2 separate regions of the Homo sapiens genome follow, and region 1 is linked to region 2. A link is an interaction called in ENCODE POLR2A ChIA-PET data of the cell type or tissue named here. Cell type or tissue: MCF 10A. All regions are shown on one strand.

Region 1 (8,000 bases), 180 kb after region 2:
TAGCTGACACTACAGGTGTGTGCCACTGCACCTGGCTAATTTTTTAAATTTTATTTTTGGTAGAGACAGGGTCTCTACCAAAAATATAAGCAGTTAACATGTATTGAGTACCTGCTGTGTACTAGGTGCCTGGGGGCTCCCAGGGATGTGTGTAGTAGAGTCTCGGGCCTCAGGCCTTTTCAAATCCTGCTCCTCTGTGTCACGATTATTCTTTAAAAGCCAGTCCCCATGCACACTGCAGAGCCAGGAGCCTAAGACCCGGAGAGGAGCGGGGTGCAGGGAAGCCTGGCCCCACAACCACAGGCTGGAGGGAAGGGTGGGGTCAGACTAAGGCCCCTCAGCGGTCCAGGACCCACGGAAACCCAGATGGAAAAGGGGCAGGGAAAGAGAGCCTGGCTCAGGGGAAGCAGACTACCTAAGGGGCAGTTTGCAACTCTGCATGCTCCTTAGAAACATCGAGAAGATGATGCTGAGGAGGGGTGAGAGACTGGGAGGAAAGCAGCTTCAACTCAAGCTGAGGGCCTCCCAGGGGCCAAATGGAAAGGAGCCCACGTCTCTGGGGATGGAGAAGCCTGGAGTGGAGTGAGAAAGGCTGGGATCCTCGCCTCGAGTTACAGGAGGAAGCAGGCCTGGCTCCAGCTCTAGCCAGGGGTGCCCCAGGAGCACTGGGGGAGCATGTGAAGTGCTTACCAGGGTTACTTGGCTGAGTAAGGTGAGAGCAAGCCTGTAACTGAGCTCTTCCAGCCCAGTCTCTACAGGGGATCTCCCACTCTGCAGCAGCACCTGTGGCTCTGGAGCACCACCCCGGGAGGGAACCCAGCAGGACGGGAAAAGCCAGGGAAGCCTATGTCTCCTCCCAGGGGCCTCGGCTTTGAGAATGAGCTACCCCTGAACTCTCATCTGTTGTCAAGATGTGTGTTTTATTTCCACAGTGGCAGGTGGTCCTTTCCCTAAAATCTGTTCCCTAATTTTAAGAGTAATACGTTCATTATAGAACATTTAGAAAATGCAAAATAGTATTTTCTAACTCCCATTTCCATATTGGTTATTTCCTTCCATTTTCTTTCCTACATATATGCACAGGTTTAACATAATTCGTACCTTACCCTACATACAGTTTGGCATTCTTGATGTTTTCCAGTTCACGTTATATATGAGAATGTGCCAATCCTTCTTTTCGTTTTTTTTTTTTTTGAGATGGAGTCTCACTCTGTCACCCAGGCTGGAGTCCAGTGGCGCAATCTCAGCTCACTGCAGGCTCCACCTCCCAGGTTCACACCATTCTCCTGCCTCAGCCTCCCGAGTAGCTGGGACTACAGGTGCCCGCCACCACGCCCGGCTAATTTTTTTGTATTTTTAGTAGAGATGGGGTTTCACCATGTTAGCCAGGATGGTTTCGATCTCCTGACCTTGTGATCCGCCCGCCTCGGCCACCCAAAGTGCTGGGATTAAAGGTGTGAGCCACTGCGCCCGGCCGAGAATGTGCCAGTCTTTATTTAATCATACAATGAAATATTACGCTCCATTGTTGATGCTACATAAATAGCATTATATAGGCCGGGTGTGGTGGCTCATGCCTATAATCCCAGCACTTTAGGAGGCTGAGGCAGGTAGATCGCTTGAGGCCAGGTGTTCGAGACCAGCTTGGCCAACATGGCAAAACCCCATCTCTACTAAAAAAAAAAAAAAAATAGAAAAATAAGCCAGGCATGGTGGCACACACCTGTAATCCCAGCTACTTGGGAGGCTGAAGGAAAATCACTTGAACCCAGGAGAGGGAGGTTGCAGTGAGCCAAGATTGTGCCATGGCACTCCAGCCTGGGCAAGCAAGATGACTCCATCTCAAAAAAAAAAAGCATTGTATAGCTGTAACCAAATTTATTTAAGCAATTTTCTGGTGCTAGATGTTTAGGATGCTTCAGATTGTTAGCTATTTTACATGAGAACCATATAGAGTTACTTTATGATTCAATTCAATTACCACTCCTCCAGAAAGCCTTCCTGGTCTACTTCAATACCCAGCAATATCTCCCACCTCTGAATTAGGACAACCTGTGTTCCATCTGACACACCTTAGCATGGAGCCTGTGTGTCACTGTTCTCTGAAGACTGTCTTGTAGGTGGTGGGCTGGTCTCAGGTCCAGGACTCTACTACACACATTCCTGGGAGCCCCCAAGCAACTAGTATACAGCAGGTACTCAATACATGCTAACTGCTTAGACCCAGCCCCCTTAGAGTGTATAAGCCTGGTCAGCTCCATTTCCTAAGGGTCAGGATTACAGGTGCCTACTATGGCCAGGTTGGAAATTTTGCTTCTTCTCTGGCCAATGCACAGATGCAAAGGATCCCTGTTATTCAACCACAACTTTAAGACCCAGTCCCCTCCACATGAAAGTCTTGAGCTTCAGGCAAGATCGCCATGGCTAAAGGCTCTCCCAACTTGACTAGAGCTTCACAGCAGTCATGACCCTGGCAATCACCAAACATGTGCCCCCACCCCAGGGCTGCATGGTGGAGACAGGGCCCAGGCTCTGGTGTCAGAAATCAAGGTTCCAATCCCAGGCATGGCAGTGGTCTGGCAGGGTGGCCAGAGAACTGCTTGGGTTCCTTGGTGGGTATGGCTCCCAGGCAGTGCAGGGGAGCTGGTCGCAGCATGCCCTGCCCTAGCCGCCCTGCACACTTCACCTGATGCAGGGTGCCCACTCTTCAGCTCACAGAAATGCCCACCTGTCCACTGGCCCACTTGACCTTGCAATCTCCAGTCCACAGAGGTTGAAGTTCAGGGGCTCCTCAACACAGCCTTCCAGGCTCTCCGCCTGCCAGGCACCATCCCTCACCACCTGCCCCAGTGCTGCTGTGGTAACTGGGCAGGGCCTCTCCTCCAACTCAGGCACACCCCTGCCACTGCCTGGAGTGCCTGTCTCCTCACCGCTGCCTCCTGAAACATCCTCTCTCAAACAGCACCCATCCCCTAAGCAGCTTCCCCAACGCCCCGGTGAGAATTGTTTTCCCTCCCCTGCGGCCTCTCCACTCTTGCCACATCTGAATGAAGTGGAGCTGCTGTGTCCCTATCCCCTGTGAAGCCTTTTTTTTTTTTTTTTGAGATGGAACCTTGCTCCATCACCCAAGCTGGAGGTGCAGTGGCGAGATCTTGACTCACTGCAACCTCCATCTCCTGGGTTCAGGCGATTCTCCTGCCTCAGCCTCCCAAGTAGCTGGGATTACATGTGTATACCACCACACCAGCTAATTTTTTGAATTTTTAGTATGTTTTAGTATGTTGGCCAGGCTGGTCTTGAACTCCTGGCCCCAAGCGATCCACCTGCTTCGGCCTCCCAAAGTGCTGAGATTACAGGCATGAGCCACCATGCCCAGCCCCCTGTGACATTTTGAAGCAGGGGTAGGTTACTCACCACAGACATCTGTCGATTTGCACTGAACCCTCCATTGGAAGGCAGTGAGAAGAACACCCAGCACAGACGTGGCTGGCTGACACCTGTAGAAAGTGCATTTGCAAGGGGAAGGGCTTAGGTCTCGCCACCAGCTTTTGGGAATGAGCAAAAATTAAAAATAATAGCTGCCATTTATTGAGCTCCCTATGTGCCAAACACCTTACAGACATTCCAATTACTCTTAACTACCTTGATGAGGTAGACACAATTACCATTCCCATTTTATAGATGAAGAAACTGAGGCTCTGAGAGGTTAAGCAATCTGCTACAGTACCAGGTGAGTGGGTGGCAGAGTAGAGATTCAAATCCAGGCCCATGTGACTCAAAGCCTAGCTCTGAACCGCAGTCTCAGTGGTAGAGAGCCTTAAACAACCATATTACTGACCAGTACAGGATTCCGGAATTCCTTCACTGAGGGCTCACAGTCATCAGCTCACTAGCTTAAGGCTCCTTCCAAAGGCTTCCCTCCAACACCAATGACAATCTTCAGCGAGCCTGCTGATAGAGGAAATGCCTCTCGCCTTAGCTAAGCTCAGCAAACACTTCCACACGTTTACAAAGTGCCTGACACTGCGCTGGGCTCTGGGGCAGGGCAGGGGGAAGCAAACAACCACAGGGTCCCTGTGCTCTACAGATGCTGAAGGGGTGCTACAGAGGAGAAAGGGAGCAAAGGGTGGATGAGGGAAGGCGGAGGGCTTCCTGGAAGAGGCAGTGATCAAGCTCATCCTGAAGGCTGAGTGTCTCTCCACTTCCTGGACCACCTCTCTGCCTCTGACTGCCTTTCCAGTCTCTGTGACTTTGCTAAGGCAGTAACTACCATGGAAGGAAGCGCTCCTTTGTGAGACAGACAGACAGACACACACACACACACACCCCTACCTGCCTGTGAAATTCCTCTCCATGTACCTAACTCCAATTCTGCCTGCCTATCTGCAAGATCATCCCCAAGGCAGGACTGTGCTCCAGGCCTCTACAGTGGTGCCTGCATTCCATGGGTGACATACATGCACATGCACACATGCACACAAACACACTCGGGCACATGCACGCACACACAGGACACACAGGTAACTGCACTGTATCCCCTGCTGCCCCTTGCACTTGGTGGACAGTCAATAAGTATCTGCTGAATTCGATTAAATGGGATGGTTTGCCTAAATGCTTAGGAGTCTTGGGGTAATTGATGGAATAAAATGCCCTGGCCAATTCAAAGCAAAAAAATATATAAGACACAATTCAAGAAAAATAGTGGAGTGTAAAGGGGTCTCCTAGCTGGGCAACCTCAAAGAAACCCATTTTGCCGTCCCCTTTCTTCATGGGATGACTGAGGCTAACCACGCCCAGCTGGCTTCATTCACCCCAGGGAGCCTGTGAAGATTCAACAAGATAACATTCAGGAGGCGCCCAGCACGGGGCCTGGCACACAGATGCTACTTGGCCAGGACCAGCTCTGTATTTTCACCTGGTCCAAGGGCACACACACTCAGTCATCAGCAGTCAAAGGACAAGCAGGCAGGCGCCATCACTCAGTGGTTTTCAAACCTCTTTGACCAGGACCCACAGTAAGAAATGTCTTACACAAATTACACACTGTTGCAATGAAAGTTCCACAAAACACTTATTCTCAGGATGAGGTTGCACACTGACGCTTGTGTCTTTCATCTCTGTTTCATTTCTAAGCTGATCTCACAACTGCTTCCAGGGAAGTTGGGAAAAGCCCTGCCCTCACTCACCCAGAGTGTCAGAGCCGCTCTCCACCGTCTCGTTGACCTTCCTTGCTACTCTGGCCACGGCCTCACCCATCTTCTTCAGCATGCAGACACAGGTGTCCTGCCGCCAGCCCCCAGGCTGGTCTGCTTCTCACAAAAGGGCCTGAGCCTGGGGAAGACGCAGTGCCATGAAGTGCCCGCCTGCCAGCCAGGGGCCCACCCAGGCATCCCCCTCCAGCATCCTTCTCCCCCAGGACCCAGGCTGTCAGGAAGCCTGCAGGGAGGGCCCCAGGCCACTCACCTCCTCTTGCAGGGCCGAGAGCTCAGGCCACATCCAGCTTGGCCTTTGCACAAGCTGGTCTGCCAGTCTGGCAGCTGGGTTCTACTGGTTTTCTGGGAGGATCAACATGTGTGACCTCACCAGACATGGGGACCAGGTCTGAGCCAGCAGCCAGGGAGGTGTGAGGACTCAGGGGTGTGCTGGCCTGTGATTCACTCTATAGGCAGGGCATTGGGAAGGAGGTAGGGCGCAGCCAACTGCAGGAGAAAGACACCTGTCCCTCCATCCCACAGCCTCTAAGCTGGTCCCCTGTCCACACCCTGCCCAGGACAATTTCCCCAGCTCCCCTGTTCACCCCACCCATATCTGCCTTGTGCATGGCAGGAAGTGGGGACACGAAGGCAAATCAGAGCCCTGTGATCCCATCAGAACACACGGACTGGCGGTGGGTGGTCTCTAAGAATTCCTTTCCCATGTGCCAACAGGAAGGAGAGGTTACAGTACTAGCCTGCAGACCTGATTATCAGCCTGATGCTGAGTTTATCTGCAAGAAAAGCGGGCAGGGGCCGGGGGGTGGAGATGGAAATGAGAGAAGAGAAATTGGATCACTAGAGGAAAAGAGACTGAAAGAAAGGTGAGGAAAACAAAATGATAAGGTGTTAAGACATAAGGACTTGCAAACACCCTCAACTCCCTGTTTATTACAGAGAAGGAAATGAGCACAGAGAGGGGCTAGGTGACCTGGCCAAGGTCAAAGTGAGTAAGCGGCAAGAATAGGGTCAGCCCAGCTCCATAGCCAGTGCTCACTTTTTTATAAAAATAGCAGCACCCCATAGAGAGAGGAATGAGCTCAAGTCCAAGGTCAGCACCCCTTCTTTGCCCCCAGACCCCAGTCCCAGCTTCACAGACAGCTCAAGAAGCTCCAGTGAACTCACTCCAAGGGCCAAAGGCAGAAGAAGGCGAAGGGCAGAGAGAAGGGGCATGGGGACAGTGCTAAGAGCTAACAGTCACCAAGAAAAAGTTCCCACGTGGTCAACTGGACAAGCAGGGCAGGCAAGGCCAAGCCAGGGCTGGCCAAGCCCACCCATCTGCTTCAGGGAGTTACTGTGAGTTTAGTATGTGTGTGCATTTCCACTAAAGAGGCTGACACTAAAGGTTTGAGACACACACATACAGAACAGTGGGAAAACACTGATTTTGGAGACAGGTCAAATGCTCAACACCCCCATTTATTGGCTGAGAGGCCTTGGGAGAGTTTCTTAACTCCTCTGAGCCTGTTTCTTCTTCATGTGAATAGGAGATCTAGTAATACCCAACTTGCTAGGTTAATATGAGGATTGAGAGCACAAAATGTATACACCTGTCTAGCTCAGAGCCCAGGACACGTAAATACTCAATAAAAGTTAAGAGGATAAAGCAGTGCATATGTGGATGTAACAGCAGCATATAACCCCAGTTTAATACTCATGTGAGTCTGAACAAAACACTGAGGGAACTCATCTTTGAGGAATGAGTGGAATTTCTATCTGTCCACCTCCAGGAAATCTCCTCTTATTGCCTCAGTGTTCTCTCCTTCCTCTGAGTTTCAGTAGCACTTAATGACTTAGCACAAGTCACCTGGATTATTTATGAGCTTTTAAATATACACTTGTCAGCCGGGCGCAGTGACTCATGCCTGTAATCCCAGCACTTTAGGAGGCCTAGGCGGGTGGATCACTTGAGGTCGGGAGTTGGAAACCAGCCTGACCAACATGGTAAAACTCCGTCTCTACTAAAAATACAAAAAAAAAAAAAAATGGTCGGGCATGGTGGCTCACACCTGTAATCCCAGCACTTTGGAAGGCCGAGGTGGGCAGATCACCTAAGGTCAGGAATGCAAGACCAGCCTGGCCAACGTGGTAAAACTCCATCTCTACTAAAAATACAAAAATTAGCTGGGCGTGGTGGCGGGCGCCTCGGGAAGCTGAGGCAGGAGAATCACTTGAACCCAGGAGGCAGAGGTTGCAGTGAGCCGAGATTGTGTCATTGCACTCCAGCCTGGGCAACAAAGAGTGAACCTCGCGCTCAAAAAAAAAAAAAAAAAAAAAAATTAGCCAGGCATGGTCGCACATGCCTGTAATCCCAGCTACTCAGGAGGCTGAGGCAGGAGAATCGCTTGAACCCAGGAGGCGGAGGTTGCAGTGAGCCGAGATCGTCCCATTGCACTCCAGCCTGGGTGACAAGAGCAAAGCTCTGTCTCAAAAATAAATAAATCAACAAACCAACACTTGTCTCCCCCATTGACCTGTGGGCAGCTTGGGGCCAGGGAATAGACCTATACTGTGCTTCTCTCCACACACTGAACACAGGTGCTTAGTTAGTATCCCCTAATGGTGAAGATCAACAGACATCATTTGTGTTTCCAATCTGAATACAGGTCAAGAGACTCTTACAACAAATCTAAGACACTGTCTAAATTGAGAAGGGTCAAAAACCAAATGCCTAATAGTGCCAGGTGGCCAATCTGCATAAGGCGAGCCAGTGCAGGGCAGAAGGGAATAGAAAGGACTGTGGCAAAC
Region 2 (8,000 bases):
TGAGCATGGGAGGCTGAGGCTACAGTGAGCCATGATCACTCCACTGCACCCCAGCCTGGGTGATAGACCAAGACTGACTCAAAAAAAAAAAAAAAAAAAAAAAAACGCTACAGAAAGTAGAACAAGTCCTCGGGCACCCTCAGGGTCCTAGTCTGTAATTCTAGCACTTTGGGAGGCCAAGGTGGGCAGATCACCTGAAGTCAGGAGTTCGAGACCAGCCTGGCCAACATGGCGAAACCCCATCTCTACTAAAAATACAAAAAATTAGCCGGGCATGGTGGCACATGCCTGTAATCCCAGCTACTTGGGAGGTAGAGGCAGGAGAATCACTTGAAACCAGGAGGTGGAAGTTGCACTGAGCCGAGATTGCACCATTGCACTCCAGCCTGGGTGACAGAGCGAGACTCCATCTCAAAAAAAAAAAAGAGATTGCACACCTGTGACTGAGCACTAGACTAGGACCCTGAGGGTGCCCGAGGACTTGTTCTACTTTCTGTAATAATGACCTTAACTTTCTAACCCTGCACACTATCCCCATGGCAGGAACTGTGGAGTTAAAGCTACAGCAGGACACAGCATGACATTGTGAGGTCCCACCTTCCCCTGTCACATCCTCTGACAGAAGCTATGAACACATCCTGACATGGTGAAGGGTCATGACCAGTCTCTGTGGTCTGCAATTTCAGAATCATGCAAATATGGCTTTGAACTTTAATATCAGTTTCCCAATCACCCACCTTGTCCAGTTCAGTGGTAGAGAGGGTTTTTTTTCCCCCACTGCATCCTGCCCCACTGGACTATATCAAAATCGTGGGGATGTGACATCTTCCACATTAAAACATATGCACAAGGTGGGAGCCCACTACCTTGTTATCCAGAATAAGGAAACCGAGTCCCAGAGAAGTGAAAAGACCTGCCTGATGTCACAAAGGAGCCAGGGCCAGCATGTAGATCTTAGGACTTCCAGCACAGAGTTCTTCCCCAGAGTGTTCTCAACTTTAACTCCAGGAGTCTAGTGGCACAGTCATGACATGGAAGCCACCAATAGCAACTTGCCCTGAAATAGCACATTTTTCCTTCAAAATTCATGGAAAACTGGCATTTAAAATTGTAGCCTATGGCCAGGCACAGTGGCTCACGCCTGTAATCCCAGCATTTTAGAAGGCCAAGGCAGGTGGATCACCTGAGGTCAGGAGTTGGAGACCAGCCTGGCCAGCATAGTGAAACCCCATCTCTACCAAAAATACAAAAAGGTAGCCAGGCATGGTGGCAGGCACCTGTAGTCCCAGCTACTTGGGAGGCTGAGGCAGGAGAATTGCTTGAACTTGGGAGGCAGAGGTTGCAGTGAGTGGAGATCATGCCACTGCACTCCAGCCTGGGCAACAGAGCGAGACTCCATCTGAAAAAAATATTTTTTAATTTTTTTAAATAATAAAATTGTAGCCTATGAAGAACCTTGTCATTATTCACTCCCCAGTAAAATGGAAGCCCCAGGGCTTTGCATGGTGTCTACCCTGTGGCTTCAGTCTCCTTTGGCACACACTCTGTGTCCCTGTGGGGTGTAGAAATCCCAGTGTGGAAAGCCATGCACAGTGCCACGTGAAATGCCCACGCAGAACCTCTCTGTGGAATCAGGCAGTCACTAGGCTGCTGACTTTGTCACCTTGAGGAGCACAAAAAGGCAGTCCTGTTTGAAAAGCCATTCGAGAAGCAATCAGAAGGTTATTAACAGAGTTCCTGCTATGGGCAGTGCGGGACGTCAGGGGCATAAACATGACTGTGACATGGCCCCTGCTTGTGAGGAGCTGGCAGACTAGTCAGGGATATAAGTTCTGAAGTCACGATCCACTTTCATGAGGAGAGACAGAGAAGCAAGGAAATAGACTTGAATGTGCAGGAACGGGGCACAGCACCTCTGCCTGTCTCAACAGGGAAGGACAGGAGGACAGGCCCTAGGAAGAGGGCTCCGGTGCGTGGGGGCAGTGACAAGGAGCCACATGTCACATTTGAACATCCGCACTACGGTGACAAGTCTGCTTTAAGCCAGAGGAATGTTGGAGCTGGAACAGGCCTTCCAGAGTACTTGGGTCAACCTCTTCTTTTGCAGGTGTGGAACTCATGTGCTGAAGGTGATCCAGCTATTAAACCAGCATCACATGGCTTGCTGGGTGAACAACACAAAGAAGAAGAAGACTAACTCATCTCTGTGCAAGTGCCATGGGGCTAGGATCTGCATTTCCAGCCCCTAGCCTTGTGACAGACCCAAATAAGGAGCTCAGAGACCTCGGGTCACCACGCAACCTTCCCGGAGCCAAGTTCATCATAGTAACACTCAGCTCAGGGTTGCTAAGTGAATTCGACAGGTCCAAGTGGGTAAAGCCTATAGCACAGGGCCTGCATTTAGGAAGTGCTCATAATTGGGAGCTATTATTGTTGTTGCTTTTGCTGTGAGTAGATGTTTGCTGGATGATCTCACACTGATTATATTAAACCCCACTGAGAAATCTTTTGCTGATCTCTGGCATTTATTACAAGAGCAGCGGTTTCAAACATCAGAGTCCTGGTTGAAAAGTGGATTTTAGGCTGGGTGCAGTGGCTCATGCCTGTAATCCCAGAACTTTGGGAGCCTGAGGCGGGAGGATCACTTAAGGTCAGTAGTTTAAGACCAGCCTGGCCAACATGGTGAAACCCCATCTCTACTAAAAATACAAAAAATTAGCCAGGCGTGGTGGCGTGCGCATGTAGGCTCAGCTACTTGGGAGCCTGAGGTGGGAGAATCACTTGAACCTGGGAGGTGGAGGTTGCAGTGAGCTGATATCATGCCATTGCACTCCAGCCTGGGCGACAGAGTGAGATTGTCTAAAAAAAAAAGTGGATTTTAGGGCCCAGCACCTCCCAATTCTGATTCATTCGGCTTTTTTTTTTTTTTTAAACAGATAGCTCTGGTAGTTCAGGGACCACTTGGAGAAAGTCTGCCTTAGAGAGCTGGCAGCATTTATATCACTGGGTGTGCTGAACACCATTCATCAGTGTTCTCCTCCTACTTCATTGATTTTTTTTTTTAATAAAATAAGGCATACTGCATATGCTTTTAGAAAAATAATTCCAAGAGTACAGAAGCTTTTAAAGAAGAAGGAAACTCTCTGACCTTATCTATTCCTTGCTTACTCCACAGTTCCACTCCCCAGAGGTAATCATTGTTACTGTGGTTTTAGATTTCTTAACTGTGGTTTGGATTTGGATTTTCATTGTCTATGCTTATAGAAGCATATCTATTGATATACGTCTTTCCTCCAAATGCTCCCTTTGTAAAAAACACAAATAGGATCATATGATAGAGCAGGGATTGGAAAATGTTTTCTGTAAACAGACAAACAGTAAATACTTTTGGCTTTTGGGGCCATATGGTCACTGTCCTAACTACTGAACACTCCACTGTAGACGGAAGGCAGCCACAGACAATTTGCAAATGAAAAGATGTTGGCTATGTTCCAATAAAATTTTATTTACAAAACAGGCAGCAGGCTGGATTTGGCCCACAAGTCATAGTTTACCACTATAGAGTACTACAATTTTCTCTCCTCACTTATATATTTTGAACATCTTTTCCATATCAGTCCATGCAGTGATTTCACTCTTTAAGTGCTGTGGGTATGAGTAACAGATTCAGCCATTCCTCTGTGGGGCAGTTAAGTACTTTTCCAGATTTTGCTATTGCAAACAAAGCTGCTGTATACTATGTGTTTGGTTGACTGTTCTGCAGAATGAATTCCTAGAATTGCTGAGTCAAAGATTAAGTATGAATTTAAATTTTTGATAGATATTGCCAAATTGCTCTCAGACTTCAAGTTCAGATTGCCACATAACCTTGTGATTCTCATTGCTTAACCTTATTCCTGGCAAGTATTTCCTTAATTTAAAGGTTTTGTAATAATCAGGGAAAGATCTCAAAGATCGACAGAGGTAGCAATGAACTATATAGCAATTGATTCAAATTTATAACTCATAAAAACTTTTCCACCATGGCAATTTGCACAACATTCTTATTAATGCAAAAGTAAATTCCTTTCTGCCTTGAGACTCCCAGGAAGCAGTAGGAGCAGCTTTTTCTAAATGTAAAGAACGTCATGTGCAAAAGCACAAGTTAGGCCCTTGTAGAGCAAATATGCTTATCAGATTGAAAATAATTGCCATCAGAGCAGTAGCACGTGTAGGCCTGGGCTCAGTGGTGAGTGATTTGGGTTCTCATTCAGACCCTTTAAATAACCAGGCCAAGGCATCAAGTTTCCTTACCTGGGAAAAAAAAATGCATTGATCACACTAAGAGTTGCTGAGATCACAACTATAAACAACCAGGCTTCACCGAACGCCCACTATGACATGGACAGTGGGCAAGCTCCTTCACATATGTTCCTGCCAATCCTGTGACGCAGATGGGAAAACTAAAGCCCAGACATGTTAAGTACCCACTAATAATGATTGTGAAAGCAGACAAATAACATAAAGCTAGTAGGAAAATCCCTGGTCTCAAGGTCAGATGACCTGGGTCTAAGTCCTGCTTCAGCCACTTACTGACTTTGGATAAATTTAAGTGACTTTGGCTAAATTACTTAGGTTCTCTGCATCTTTTTCTTATAAAAAAAAAAAAAAAGAGGCTGGGTGTGGTAGCTCACATCTGTAAACCCTGTAAACCCAGCACTTCGAGAGGCTGAGCTGGGAAGATCACTTGAGTCCAGGAGTCTGAGGTTTGAGACCAGCCTGGGCAATATAGTAAGACCCCATCTCTACAAAACAATTTAAAATTTAGCCAGGCATGGTGGCACATGCCTGTAGTCCTAGCTATTCAGGAGGCTGAGGTGGGAGGATCGCTTGAGCCCAGGAGTTCAAGGCTGCAATGAGCTATGATTATACCACTGCACTCCAGCCTGGGCAACAGAGCAAAACCCTAACTAATAAATAAATAAGAAGAGCTTATTTCTCTCTGTGTTAAATGAGGTGTGTCAAAATACCTGGCACTCTCACAGTTATTTCCTTTACTCCATGGTAAGACTGGACTTCCTTACCACCTTGAGGTCAGGCATGGTCATTCGGCTTGCTCTAGCCAGTGAAATGTCTGTGATGTGCGTCACTTCTGGGCAGAAGCACCTAATCACCAGTGCAAGGCTCCACCACTTTCTTCCTCCGAGAGGCTGATCGACATGAGAAAGCACGTGTTAACACGGAGGCGTGATGCTAAGCTATCATAGGGGAACAGCTGCCCACAAGCAGAGCCTACTTTATGTGAGTGAGGAATCAACTTTTGTTTCCTTAAGCCATTGAGATTTGGGGGGATTGCTGTGCATAACCAAGCCCATCCTACTGTCAGGGTGACCTCATCTGTCTTGCTCAACACTATATCCCCAGTGTCTAAAACAGTGCCTGGCAAACTCAAATCTCAAGAAGTGTTCCTAAGAGGGCTGTTCCAGGAATTAAGATTTCTTTTGGCTTTAGTACCCAGATGACTTTTATCTAGCATGGATGATGAAAAAGAGAACTTTCCAAACACCCAAAGCTTCTCTTTGAGAGTTACGTGTTGTGTCCCACAAAAATTCATATTGAAGTCCTAATCCCCAGCACCTCAGAATGTGAGGTGTTTGTGACCCTCTTTTTTTTTTTTTTGAAACGGAGTCTCGCTGTTGTCACCCAGGCTGGAGTGCAATGGCGATATCTCAGCTCACTGCAAACTCCACCTCCCAGGTGCAAGCGATTCTCTTGCCTCAGTCTCCCGAGTAGCTGGGATTACGGGCGCCAGCCACATGCCCGGCTAATCTTTTTGTATTTTTAGTAGAAACAGGGTTTCACCATGTTGGTCAGGGTGGTCTCGAACTCCTGACCTCAGGTGATCTGCCCGTCTCAGCCTCCCAAAGTGCTGGGATGACAGGCATGAACCACCGCACCCAGCCTATGACCCTCTTTTGGAAAACGAATTTCTTGTCTTTAAGGATGCTGAATATAGGTCCCCAATCTCTTCTGCCTTGTAGGGTTTCTGCTGAAAAGTTCAGTTAGCCTGTTGAGGTTCCCTTTGTAGGCAACCTTCCCCTTCTCTCTAGCTGCCTTTAATATTTTTTCTTTCATGTCAACCTTGGAGAATCTGAGAACTTGGAGAATCTGAGGACTATGTGTTTTGGGGATGGTCTTGTATAGTATCTCACAAGGATTCTTTGCATTTCCTGAGTTTGAATGTTGGCCTCTCTAGGGAGGTTGGGGAAATTTTTGTAGACGATATCCTCAAATGTTTTCCAAGTTGCTTCCTTTCTCACCCTCTCTTTCAGGGATGCCAATGAGTCATAGATTTGGTCTCTTTACAAAATCTCATATTTCTCAGAGGTTGTGTTCATTCCTTTTTTTTTTTTTTTTTTTTTTTTTTTGAGATGGAGTCTCGCTCTGTTGCCCAGGCTGGAGTGCAGTGGTGTGATCTCGGCTCACTGCAACCTCCGCCTCCCGGGTTCAAGCAATTCTCCTGCTTCAGCCTCCTGAGTAGCTGGGACTACAGGCGCACACCACCACATCCAGCTAATTTTTGTATTTTTAGTAGAGATGGGGTTTCACCATGTTGGCCAGGATGGTCTTGATCTCTTGACCTCGTGATCTGCCCACCTCAGCCTCCCAAAGTGCTGGGATTACAGGTGTGAGCCACCGTGCCCCGCTGTTCATTCGTTTTTATTTTTTTCATTTTTGTCTGACTGAGTGAATTTGGAGAACCAGTCTTCAGGCTCTGAGATTCTTTCCTCAGCTTGGTCTATTCTGCTATTAATACTTGCAATTGTATTATGAAATTTTTTAAAAAAATCTTTATTTCCATAGGTTATTGGGGAAAAGGTGGTGTTTGGTTACATGAATAAGTTCTTAAGTGGTGATTTGTGAGATTTTGGTGCACCCATTGCCCGAGCAGTGTACACTGCACCCAATTTGTTGTCTTTTATCCCTCAACCCCCTCCCACTCTTTACTCCCTGAGTTCCCAAAGCCTGTTGTGTCATTCTTATGCTTTTGCATCCTCATAGCTTAGCTCCCACTTACGAGTGAGAACATACAATGTTTGGTTTGGAAAACAAATTTCTTACTCCAACAAAAATAAATCACTTATATACTACACATTACAATGACTGAGGCATTGTTTAAAAATAGAAGCACTTATAAAAGGAATAAGAATGTGACCCTTGTTTGGAAACAGTGTCATTGCAGATGTAATTAGTTAAGATAAGCTCACACCTGTAATCCCAGCACTTTGGGAGGCCGAGGTGGGTGGATCACCTGAGCCCAGGAGTTCAAGACCAGCCTGGCCAATATGATGAAACCCCGTATCTACTAAAAATTAAAAAATTAGCAGGGCATGGTGGTGGGTGCCTGTAATCCCAGCTACTTGGGAGGCTGAGACAGGAGAATCGCTTGAATCCGGGAGGCGGAGGTTGCAGTGAGCCGAGCTTGCACCACTGCACACCAGCCTGGGCCACAGAGTAAGACGCTGTCTCAAAAAATAAATAAATAAATAAAATTTTAAAAATAAAATATAATAAAATAGATAAGGTCATGCTGGAATAGGATGGACCCCTAATCCAGTATTTCTGGTGTCCTTATAAAAAAGGGAAATTTAGACACAAACAGGCACACAGTGAAATACCATGTGAAGACTGGAGTTCTGCTGCCACAATCCAGGAACCACCAGAAGGTACGAGAGGCCTGGAACAGACCCTTCCCCAGTCCCTTCAGAGGGAATACGGCCCTGTCAGCACCTTGCTCTCTGACTTCTAGCCTTCAGAACTATGAGACAATACATTTCTGTTGTTTAATGCATTGTTTGCCACTTTGTTATGGCAGCACTAGCAAACAAATACACAAGTATTATACATTTCCTTGCTTTTAACAGAGGAGTGACAGCTTTCTGCAGAGGATCTTGCACAGAACTATTGCTAATATTTCCTCCTGTACTATTCCATCCTCTTTCCTTTTCATAATATGGGTA

What was found. Peaks named below come from ENCODE experiments on the same cell type or tissue, not always from the same donor. Only the 100,000 strongest peaks of a DNase experiment are listed, where the experiment ranks them.
Region 1: POLR2A ChIA-PET joins it to region 2 with 5 read pairs; 11 of 35 experiments call an interaction of 5 or more read pairs at or near these places.

The regions. Positions count from the first base shown.
Region 1 is chr10:70,371,266-70,379,265 of GRCh38, forward strand. It overlaps LRRC20 (leucine rich repeat containing 20), which reads right to left. Exons shown (of 5, transcript NM_001278212.2): 2 at 5,187-5,331. The coding sequence starts at 5,268. Among named protein-coding and RNA genes, the nearest start is that of LRRC20, 7.4 kb to the right of the region's middle. In MCF 10A, no CTCF peak of the experiment used is centred here; a DNase peak (open chromatin) is centred at 7,036.
Region 2 is chr10:70,188,361-70,196,360 of GRCh38, forward strand. No RefSeq gene overlaps it. Among named protein-coding and RNA genes, the nearest start is that of SAR1A, 22 kb to the left of the region's middle. In MCF 10A, no CTCF peak of the experiment used is centred here; DNase peaks (open chromatin) are centred at 3,801, 4,421, 5,161 and 6,291.